Regions from separate parts of the Mus musculus genome. Here region 2 is linked to region 1. A link is a loop called in an ENCODE intact Hi-C map of the cell type or tissue named here. Cell type or tissue: heart. All regions are shown on one strand. Each heading gives the region's core, and the rest is flanking DNA. Links, peaks and the distances in the headings are about the cores only.

What was found. Peaks named below come from ENCODE experiments on the same cell type or tissue, not always from the same donor. Only the 100,000 strongest peaks of a DNase experiment are listed, where the experiment ranks them.
Region 2: a loop joins it to region 1, with 2.4 times the contacts of the local background. A loop is called at or near these places in 1 of 42 quality-filtered maps.

Annotation. Positions count from the first base shown.
Region 1 is chr13:115,006,393-115,009,214 of GRCm38, forward strand. It overlaps Itga1 (integrin alpha 1), which reads right to left. Exons shown (of 29, transcript NM_001033228.3): 9 at 512-677. Among named protein-coding and RNA genes, the nearest start is that of Itga2, 76 kb to the left of the region's middle. In heart, for the core only: no CTCF peak of the experiment used is centred there; no DNase peak of the experiment used is centred there; H3K27ac peaks cover 344 bases.
Region 2 is chr13:115,211,005-115,213,826 of GRCm38, forward strand. No RefSeq gene overlaps it. Among named protein-coding and RNA genes, the nearest start is that of Gm25985, 96 kb to the left of the region's middle. In heart, for the core only: no CTCF peak of the experiment used is centred there; no DNase peak of the experiment used is centred there.

The sequences.
Region 1 (2,822 bases), core at 130-2,629:
AGAGGCGTGGCATGGTTAGAGAACCATAGCAGATGGAGTATTGCAGCCAAAGGACTTGAGGCAAAACTCCGAGAAGATCTTTAGAAATGCACAAAGGGCAAATTACAGAGGAAATGAACAAAGAAGCAATTGCATCAGAACACTCTTGAAGCGGCCCCAGGGACAAAGACACAGTGGGGAAAAATCAAAGTTGAGCTAGTGGCTTTACATTCTAGACCTGTGTCACAGACAAGGAAGAAGGCATGCTGGGGCATTTGCGTTCTTGCACAGGTCTATGCTGGCTGCTGTGCTCCCCAGCCCAGCTGCACATTGTCACAGCCTAACAAAGTCGGCTTCTAGTCGACATGGATTTCTGTAAAGTAGTTCCATTCATATAAAAGAGAATTATTTCCCGATGGCTGTTGCACACAGTAAAAATGAGTTAGTAATGTCCTGAGAATAATATCCCAAACCCATTACAATACGTTTGAATCTTACATAGGATATGCAGGATTAGGAGAGATCATCATACCTTCCAAAGCAAATATCCTTTCTCCCAGAGCTTTAACAATAGTGACCAGGGCCAACTCATCTGAGACGTTGAAGAAGTGCTTTTCGGTGGGCTCACTTGCGATTGATTTTATCTCCTCCACAAATTTTTCGGTGCTTAAGTTCCCCCTGTTATAGTGGCCAAGGATCTAGGGTCCAGCAAAAGTGGCGAGAGCGTATTTTAGCTTCTGCATGTTAAATACGTATCTCAGGCATATTTTCAGTAAAGAAGAGCATGCATGTTATCTTCAGACAGGGGATGGTTATAAACTTATGGGAATATTATGGAAGTTTTCTGAGGACATGGTTCACATAATATTGACTCCTGCAAGCATTTATCTTATTTTTCATTAGACGTGTTTGTGTCTGGTGGTTGTGTGTACTTGAGTGCAGGTTCCCTTGGAGGCCAGAGAGAAGCCCACCCGAAGCTGGAGCTACTGGCAATTGTTTGTGTACATGTATATGTGATACACGTATGCCTGTATACATGTATACATGTGCATGTTTCTTAAAGACTCGTGAAAGTTCTATGTGCACTCTGCCATAAAGTCTTCTATGTGCGTTTCATTTTCTATGAGAAATCTTAAACTTTCATGAAGTCACGCTAATCACGTTTTATCTTTAAGGCATGTGCTATTTTGCCTGTGTAAAAATGCCCATGTTTATAATACTATGTAAATTTTAAATGAAAAATCCCCAATACAAAGATATTACCGAATTTTATACTTTAAAATTACATAGCAGTGTCAGTATCAGGAAAGAGAATCAAACAAATTAGTACCACAATTATTTTTTATTTCTGCTTACAAGCTGGTATATTTCCATTCTTGATTTGCCTGCATAAGTATTTTCCATTTATTTATTTATTTACTTACATACTTTACATCCTGATTGCTGCCCCTCCCCTCCCAGTGCCCCCTCACATAGCCCCTCCCCCTCCCCCTCCCCCTCCCCCTCCCCCTTTGAGAAGGAGGAGGCCCGCTCTGGGCACCAATCCACCCTGGCACATCACGTCACTGCAGGACTATGGCCTGCATACGATTAAAGACTTTTCTCTTTCATAATGAAAATATTCCTCTTGTAATAAAACATGTTTAGTCTTCATTACAAGTGACACTTGAAGATTATTAGTTCCCACTTTTAAATATTCATGCTTCCCTTATTATACTGTCACAAACTGAGAACAACGTAAAGGCCTGTAAATCAGGGTGCATAGGTGATGGTTGATTCCTGTGGACAGCATAATAAATATAAGGAGCACCAGCATAAAAAAGTAGCATGTATCCATGTGTCTTGCGTGACAAGTGAAACACTAAAGAATCCACGATGTGTGACCATCACCATGGGATCCAGAATCAGTAACGTAAGTAATTTATGGAAGTGGTTACAATAGGAGATCCGTATTAGAAGAAAAGAAGGCACAGGGAACTGTCTGGAAGTGAGAGGAATGGATGCTAACAGATGTGTTTAGGATGTGCACTTTGAAGTCACCCTTTGCATCGACACGCTTTTCGCTGCCTGCAAATGTTAGCCCGACTTCTAAAAAGAACTGAACTGTATGAACATACAACATCAACGTAAATATATTAAAAGTTCTAATGACTATATACGACATAGCACCTTTATATTCTATAAAGTTAAAAACAATAAACCATCATTGAATTTAATTTTTCAGATATATGGACACTGATGCCACAAAAAATTTTGAGAAGACCAAGGGATTACAAGTGTGCAATTTGGGCTGATGGTTATTCAGGCACGTACATGTGGTTTTAAAGGGAGGTTTGAGATGATAGGTTACAGAATGATATTTTGATAAGATATATAGATAAATACTTACAGAAATGGGGGGAAATCCAAGTTTCCATTTACATAGTTCTTCCTATGACCTATGACCCACGACAGACTTGCTTGCTTCCCACTAGGAACAGTGGCTGAAAGCAATGGTGGCATCACTCTGCCGCACGCTAAGTGTTAATGTGAGAATTATGAGTTGAATCTGCCCCAGTCAAGCAGACACATGAAGGCTCTGCGTGATGTGCTTGCTCCTTTCCCTGGGGAATGTCAGTGACCAGCCCAGAAAATGTCACGTTTCAACGCCAGAAGACTTCAAGCCAACTCTCTCCTCTTCACTTTTAAGACCCCAGAGACCCAGTCCAGTCTAGCTCTTTCACAGGTTTGATGTACATGCAACGAATGACACATGGATATCTAGGAAGGACTGCCCAGTGAGTTGGGAAATCACGTGCCTAGGAAATGTGGAGCTGGTAATGAGGTGCCCTGCATGGCCCTTA
Region 2 (2,822 bases), core at 178-2,677, 200 kb after region 1:
AAATCAGAACCAACCTGTACTATGTGTGGGTGGAATGCCAAGTTTCAGTCTGTGGAGCCTTAGCTGTGTAATACCATGCTGTGATCATGTGACCCTGCATGTACAGACTAAAATCTTTTTCTGTGAGAGTGCACCATTGTTGTATTGAACCCGCATTATGCATCCTAAACACATTTCTCGTGTGGTTTGTCCTTTTCAAATAGAAAAATATATTCACTTTTCTCCCAGTATCTGTCATTCACATATCTTTCTATTCAGATTTTGATTTATTCATGTTGCTAGAGTTTTCTGGTTACTATCACATGTAACAGCCTGTTCATTGGAGCATAAACATTTGTATAAGATGGAAAAGTTGAAGTAATATAAATTTGTCCATTATGTGTTCCCCTGATGTGACTGCGGTGTTGCTATCCTACTCAGTCCTACTCATTCATTGGTTCACCGCCTGCCTTTTTATGACTCCCAGGAAGGCTTCATACCTGTGATTAACGGAATTTTCCAGGTTGACATCTGTACTTAATCACAAGTTATTACCCATTTCCTAGGCTGCTCAGTGTAACATGTCAACCTCTCCTTCCTTCTTTCTCCACTCCTGTAGTAAAAGACTCAAAGTCATCTAGCCTTTCTTTCCCTCTGTAGAGTTGCCCTTAGATACTATTGAAGAAAATTATATTTCTTTTGAAGTAGTCACAGGAAGCACATGCTTAATGTCTATAAACAGAAGGGAGAGAACAGGCTCACTGCTTGGGAAGCCATTGTTGATTTATTGAGAGCTCTTATATCTACAGAGCAACATTTACCTCTGAGAGAAATCAAAGGCTATATTGGACCCCAGAAGCCACACTACTACTGTGTGCCCACATGTAATTCAGAGAGCAAAATTCTTCACTTCAGGCTACCCTAATTATATGGAAAGGATGTAGTCCAACAAATTCATGAGCAGTCTCTGTATTGCTTTAAACAATCCTTGTCTGGGTCTCTAAACTCTCTAATTTCTTAGTTATACATCATGGCAAATAGATTAGCAATTTGACAGGTCCCTCTTACCCCCATGACCAATTTTGCCATTCCCAATCATTCTTTTACATTGCTCCAAGATCTCCATAAACCTCTCATAAGCAATCAGGTTAAGGAAGAGGGATCATAGTAGAGCCTAGCAACCAAATGGTTGATAATATCTGGTCACTGTAATTTTTGCAGACCTTGAATGAATTCAGGTCAAGCTTTATATTCCTCCCATTTTTGCTTTGGAGGGTGGAAAATGGGCAGGCCATATGCATCAATGCAGGTATTTTATTTAGATGAAATCTGGGATATAAAAGATATTCTCATTTTTTATGAGAGAAAACCACATTCTCTTTAAATTTTTCATAGTGAATTTTCAAAATTGGAGTTAGTATTTTAATCAAATATATAACCTAGTTATCCTCAAACATTTAATGATCAGCACAATAATTGTTTTAAGAAGTTTGGAGGTACAATAGATGTAAAAGTTCACATAATGACTCTAAGTACTGTCCTTTTCTCTTTTTTAATCAACTCACCTAAAATCACTGTAAATTGTGTACTTGCTATGCACAAGACCTTCCTTACCTTTAAGTTAGAAGTCACATCTTGCTTATAATTTTACAATAAATTTCAAATGATTTATGATGAGCATATGCCTAAAATTCAAGGGGACTGAACAGTATTTGGGGCTGACTACCAAAAAAAAAATTCCATCTTCCTCTTCTTAGTTCTCTATTAGTAACACTAAATTAATGAGTCATTTTCTAGTTAGTATCAGTTCACTGTTTTTGTCTACTCTTACATGGAGATGCACAAAGCAGAAAAACATCAAGATTAATTACTTTGCCTCATTAGTCTTTGTTTTTTTTCATACTACCTTCCACCCATCATGACATCAATGTCCTTAATAAAATTTATCTTATTTAACCTTTCCACCAGTTGGTGATGATACCTTCAACAGGCAACAGACCCATCCTTTCAAACACCAGAAGGCTACAATGATGGCAATACTTTCTTTTCAGTTTTCTTCTTCTCTCACCTCTCCTCAGCTACCATCAGTGATGCCCAGCCATCCCAGTCTTGCTGTAGGACACAGTCTTAGTCAGGGTTTCTATTTTAGCACAAAACATCATGACCAAGAAGCAAGTTGGGGAGGAAAGGGTTTATTCAGCTTACACTTCCATACTGCTGTTCATCACCAAGGAAGTCAGGACTGGAACTCAAGCAGGTCAGGAAGCAGGAGCTGATGCAGAGGCTATGGAGGGATGTTCCTTACTGGCTTGCCTCCCATGGCTTGCTCAGCCTTCCCTCTTATAGAACCAAGACTACCAGCCCAGAGATGGCACCACCCACAAGGGGACCTCCTGCCTTGATCACTAACTGAGAAAATGCCTTACAGCTGGATCTTGTGGAGGCATTTCCCCAACTGACGCTCCTTTCTCTATGATAACTCCAGCCTGTGTCAAGTTGACACAAAACTAGCTAGTACAGACACTTAAAATAATCTCCTCATACAATCACTTGTGTGGGCTGGGCTCCTGTATATATTCAAGTGTGCTCTAGGCCTGATATATTCACATGTTGATCAGCTATGTCTCTTTTGTGCTTAGCAGGCAGAATCCTTCTCAGAATGCAATTTTTCCTTTCCTTAGGGGAAAAAATTGTGGTCTCCAGATAGTGAGAAAAGGCATCATCAGGTCAAGATGTAAGTGTAAAAAATAAGTGGGGTATATTAGTTACTTTAGCTTAACTGGAGCAAAGTACCCAAGATAAGTGAGTTATGAAGATCACATATTTATTTTGGCTTATAGCCA